Regions from separate parts of the Homo sapiens genome. Here region 2 is linked to region 1. Evidence: chromatin contacts called from ENCODE Hi-C or POLR2A ChIA-PET data. All regions are on one chromosome and are shown on one strand. Each heading gives the region's core, a stretch centred on a gene start or an enhancer-like site at or near the end of the contact. The rest is flanking DNA. Distances are from core to core; before and after follow the strand shown. Region 1 has its middle 22 kb from the start of ACYP2. Region 2 overlaps SPTBN1 (spectrin beta, non-erythrocytic 1).

Region 1 (2,693 bases), core at 117-2,616:
CGAGGTGGGTAGATCACCTGAGGTCAGGAGTTCGAGACCAGCCTGGCAAACATGTGAAACCCCGTCTCTACTAAAAATACAAAAAAATTAGCTAGGCATGGTGGCACATGCCTCTAATCCAAGCTATTTGGTAGGCTGAGGCAGGAGAATTGCTTGAACCTGGGAGGCGAAGTTTGCAGTGAGCCGAGATGGCACCACTGCACTCCAGCCTGGGCAACAGAGTAAGACTCTGTCTCAAAAAAAAAAAAAAAATTTTTTTTCTCCCCACCATGTCTTCTTCTCTGCCTACCAAAATCTTCCTTTCTTTTGCAAGCCAACCATGAGTGATCCTGCCTTCATGAGGCCTTTTTCATCCACAGCCAGAATTAACCACTTTTTTGTAGTTTTTGTACATTGCCAGTATCTCTAACATGTACTTCATTCTCCTAAGTAGGACAGCTCTTCATAGCTTTACTAAGCATTTTACTTTTCATTATTTTATTTACACTTCACAATGATACTGAGTGGGTTTGTTTGTTTGTTTGTTTGTTTGTTTGTTTTTTGAGACAGAGTCTCGTTCTGTCACCCAGGCTGGAGTGCACTGGCATGATCTCAGCTCACTGCAAGCTCTGCCTCCCAGGTTCATGTCATTCTCCTGCCTCAGCCTCCGGAGTAGCTGGGACTACAGGCGCCCACGACCACGCCCGGCTAATTTTTTGTATTTTTAGTAGAGACGGGTTTTCACCGTGTTAGCCAGGATGGTCTTGATCTCCTGACCTCGTGATCCACCCGCCTCGGCCTCCCGAAGTGCTGGAATTACAGGCGTGAGCCACCACGCCCGGCCAAGTGGTTTTTATTTAATATCATTGTTATTCCCACTTGACAGATGAGAAAACTAAGTCTCTAAAAGAGGAAGTGACCTGTACCCAGACACAGAAACAGCACCTGAATTCTAGGCCACATCCTCTGAATCAAACATTATTACTTCTCTCTGCCTCACTCACTACCTCTTTATCATTAGTTGTTTCCAAAAGTCTTGTTTTAATGTTAAAATTAGATTTGAGTCAAAGTACTATTTGCATACGATATTAATTTCGGTAGTTGAGAAAATCTTAGAAGGAAAAGCAAATCTCCCACCTAATCAATCTGCAGTCACATTTTGCAGAGACAATATTCTTTTCAATATTTCTACTTTTAGTTCTTCCGGCAGTTGTCTGTGTAACTCTAGAGAATATGCTTACACCTTTACATATTGATTTTTATCACCCTTAGATATTATCTGCTGACTTCCTCCTGTGAAGGGGGAGGACTTAGCTCATTTGCATTGCCCTAATGTCTTAGGTTAGGTTCCCTGGGAAACTGACTCTCAGGCAGAGACTTACATGTAGGAGGCACACAACTCTGGAGCAGTGAAGGCAGCAGAATTGAGCTGCAGGAGGAGTTTACCTGCTGTGCAGTCGACAATAGAAGCCTCAGCCCAACCAGTGGGAGCTCAGAGCTCACTTCAGAGTTGTCTACTCTGAACGATTGTACCCCACCATCAATGGGTCGTTGGATGCAGCCTGGGGCACATAAACTTAGAAAGCCAACTCTCTTTGGCTGAGGACAATTCTAAAAGAACTCAAGGTAGGTTGTCAAGCAGCCAGTACTTCTGGCAGCCAGAGAATGAACATCATGGTCCTAAAGTGGGGATCTGAGCAGAGCACCATGGCATGCATCACTGTACACCCTCTATGTCACTGGAACCCACCTGCTTCTATAGTAAGTTCACCCCATTTGAAATTAGCTACCCTGGATTTCTGGTTGGTTCCATTAGGAGAACCTTACTAGAATGTCAGGGGGCCAAGTTACAGTCTTTCCCTCTGTAGCTGCTCTCAAAGCCACTTCTGAGACACTCCATTTCCCTCTTCCACTACCAATTCTAGATTCCCCTCACCCTCACCTAGCACCTATGCTGCTCTAGATGGCTTAACTGGTGGATGATTCCATTCCTCATCCCTGATAAATCTTAGCCCTTTGTCACCCAACCCTGTTCCAAGGCTGATTATAGGATAACATAGGTTGGCTACATTGTTCACTTACCATCACAACTGGGCAGGAGAGAAAGAAGAGCTGCTCCTACGGATCAGCGGAGTGTCAAATATATTCTTCTCTGTCCCACCATGAAGCAGAAATCCCAACTTCTCCTGATTATCAGGATCCATTTTTCCTGCTGAAATGTGGTTCCTGTCCCTATTCTTCCCTCTTTCATAACCCACTTGTAAATGAAAGTGCCTATAAGACAGCTCTATTCCATTGTTCCCCAGCACTGCAAATTCAACATCTTCAAAACTGAACTGACATTTTTTTCCCTTCCTTAAACTGCTCTTTCTTCTTCAACCATCCAGTACCTCTGCTGGAAACCTGGTTCATCTTTGGGTCCTCCAACTCCCTCACCCTCTATAGCTGCCTTATAGCTCTGTAAAGTCTCCCTCCTAAATGGCTTTTAAATCAGCCTCACTCTCTTTCCCCACAGTTGCTGCCCTTGTCTGGGCACCCCTCCTTTCTCACACGGACTATTACAAACACTTTCTTTCTCCAGTCTTGCTCGTACTCCTCCCACCAGCATCTCTGAGGTATAAAAATGAGAAACAAAGAGACCTGGAACTAGAAATGTCTCTATCTAGAGCGACATTTAAAATCAAGAGAGTTGGCTGGGGTTAGTGGCTGACGCT
Region 2 (2,693 bases), core at 119-2,618, 540 kb before region 1:
TGAAAATAGTTTATACATATTAAATGATATAAAACTCCAAGGCATGGGTTAGAAAGCAAACACTTAAATGGCATATGCTACAGATGGGATTAAGGGCAGTAGTTTTCCCCTTGAAAATGTCAGACATTTACTGCTTTTACAACAACAAAAAATAATAAAGGCCAGAGACATTTTATGCCATTGCCATCTATCATCAGAAACCAAAATTAAATTTAAAAAAATAAAAGATTGTTAGTGAATTTGGGCTAAAAAGAATTAGTCATCTAAGAATGTGGATGGGTTAGGAATGTCAAAAGGAAATTCCCTTCCCTCAAATTCCAGTTCTATTTCTAGGGGAGTTCAAGAACGCAAATCTTTAGAAAGGAGATAATATGAGTTGGAGTTTAGTGACAAATGCAGGAGTCCTGCCAGTAGTCAAAGGGATAAAGGATTCCATTCCCTTTGGCATGGCATCTCATTGAAGTCCTACAGTGGCAGGGAAGAATCCCAGATACTGGAAATTAACAACAGGACACACATCCTCGCCTCTCACGGAAATAACAGAAATGAAAGTAACTTCAAACACTGGAAAGATTCATTAAGGGAGAAATATGACCATACAGAATCCTGAATGTATTTCTTATATAATCAACTCTCATGCATGCCCGGCAGTTACCGGCCCAGGCAGCCTTTCTCCTATAGTGGGACCATCAAGATGGGAAGAAAGAGGCAAGGATTTAGAGTCACATGTCCAAATGACACCGATCTATGCGCAGGTGTGACAACGGCCTTCGTGTGGTGTGAAACACAGCCACACAGGCATCTGGGACTGCCGCTGACTCAGAAGACGCTTAAAAGAAGTGAGTGTGGCTTAATGGTTTACTAGTGCAACGGACATCATTCGTGGGAAGTGAAACTCAGGAAATTCTCTCCATGTTGGATCACGGATTCAATTACAGGGAAGGGCCTGAGAAGGACCTTTTAAAACTAGGGAGTAGTTTCCACAGTCTTAAAGAGTGCTTTTCCATCTCTCACTTTCTCTCCCTGTAATAAGACTCAAAAAAGCTCCCTCATCACATGAAGCAGATGCGGGTGTTCTGGTTTCTGTGAATAGTCAAGAACCCCAGGTGCCTGAGTGAAACAGCTGGGTAACTTCTGAGCCTGTTTTCCGGTGTGAGACAGGGTCTTGCTTTATGAAGCTGGATACTGTTCCTTGCTCCCCATGAACTGTGCTGTGGCTGGAATTTCCCTCTTGGTCAGGAGCTCCCTCCCTCCCTGTTCACATCCCCTGGGGCAGGCTGAGGACAGTCTCTTCCCACTCACAGGCACTTTGAAGGCCACTCATGCCCCACCCACATCTGTTAGAGTCAGTGTCTTTGTTCTGGTACTCTTTCAACAACTCAGGAAACTTCCTGAACGTAAGCACATTATAATGACTTTACATTCTAGGAGAATCGCTTCACCACAGTGTCAGGATGTTTCGAGGAGCGGGGATTATATCTGAAGGTTTAGATGTTTACTTAGTTTGTGCTCCTACAGCACCTGGAACTCACAGATGTGTGTGTTTTCATAACTGACAAGTACCCTCTAGGGTCAGTTTCAATTCTGTGGGCCTCTGGGGATATTAAAGTGAAATCAGAATTCAGTTAACATCAATGGAGAAAAATAAGAAAATGTAGTTCTCCTGATGGCAGGTCATCGGAAAGCTCCCTCCTTCCATCTTTATTATGCTTATTGATAGTACAGGGTTATCTTTACGTTTCATTTTTAAAACTGAGGAATCCTAAGGAAGCTCTGGAACACCAGTAGCCCAGGCTCTTGGTCAAGGGCAAAATGAAGGTTAAGCCACAACTGAGGGCTGCTGCTGCTGAAACGTTTTATCATATCCAGGAGTCTAGACAGCATCATCTGCTTCCAACAGCTTTGTGCAGTTGCAGCACTGGGGACATAAAAAGAAACCGAGGAAGCAGCAAGGCAGCTGCATGCCTGCCTGAATGCACACATCCCTAACAGCCAAGCCCGCCTGCAGGAAACCAGCTGTGTGCATCTAACATGGAAGTACATAGGATATCTTATTTACAAAATACTCAGAGTTAATATTACAAAAAAAGGAAATTCTTTTTCCCTAGGTTATGAATGCTTTGCCCAATTGCTGTTTCTCATGCTCATTTAAGGAGGGTTTGGTGGATTTATTTTTCTTTTTTGCAGCTGTTTTAAAAGCAACAGATACAAAATTATAATTAACATAAGTTATTCTCTATTCCACAATACCACCCTAGAACATATAGTTCAGCCTGGGAATCAGCTCAGAAAAAAAGATTGGAAGTGGTAAAGACAGGAGCTCAATCTTTATTGGAAACAGAGTAATCCCCTCTCCACCCATCTTATTTTAAGTCAACCTGACCAGGGGTCCCAGGAAACCCTCTCAGATGTGGTAAGCAAAGGAATATTTTTCCTTTCCAACACACTTGAAGGCCAGAAGAGAGGCAGAAAGGAAGGGCTTGTTTTTTGATTACATCAGTCTCACAGCAAGCCCTTAAATTCAACCCAAACTGGAACAGGGGCTAGTGATTGATCCAGTGGCTGGCCCAGACTGGCCTGTGCTAGTGCATCCAACCCCTGATCTGCCCCAACCTCCAACTTAAGTAACCGGGGCAAGGCAAGAGTAAGGAGTGAGTCAAAGAGTTAGGGTCAAACAGAGTCCACTGGCCTCC

Evidence for each region. A loop is a pair of places that touch in the nucleus more often than their neighbours do. ChIA-PET counts read pairs that join two places held with the same protein, here RNA polymerase II (POLR2A). Pooled maps may share reads with other maps.
Region 2: a map with no recorded cell type shows a loop between it and region 1 (6-fold over the local background). The contact joins two enhancer-like sites. A Hi-C loop is called at or near these places in 4 of 168 maps with a recorded cell type or tissue (B cell, GM12878, HCT116 and 1 more), 9 of 37 single-sample maps with no recorded cell type and 8 of 50 pooled maps. POLR2A ChIA-PET finds 5 or more read pairs at or near these places in 2 of 52 experiments (activated B cell and activated T-cell).

What each region holds. Positions count from the first base shown.
Region 1 is chr2:54,091,789-54,094,481 of GRCh38, reverse strand. It overlaps a transcript of ACYP2 not described here. Among named protein-coding and RNA genes, the nearest start is that of ACYP2, 22 kb to the left of the region's middle. Within about 2 kb of position 1,366, at least 4 of the 41 ENCODE cell types and tissues checked have a DNase peak (open chromatin) inside an H3K27ac peak, as active enhancers do; they include B cell and OCI-LY7, where a contact is called at or near this core.
Region 2 is chr2:54,633,471-54,636,163 of GRCh38, reverse strand. The region is part of intron 17 of SPTBN1 (spectrin beta, non-erythrocytic 1); the gene reads right to left. Among named protein-coding and RNA genes, the nearest start is that of SPTBN1-AS2, 45 kb to the left of the region's middle. RefSeq lists enhancers at 908-967, 1,208-1,387. Within about 2 kb of position 1,368, at least 24 of the 41 ENCODE cell types and tissues checked have a DNase peak (open chromatin) inside an H3K27ac peak, as active enhancers do; they include B cell and OCI-LY7, where a contact is called at or near this core.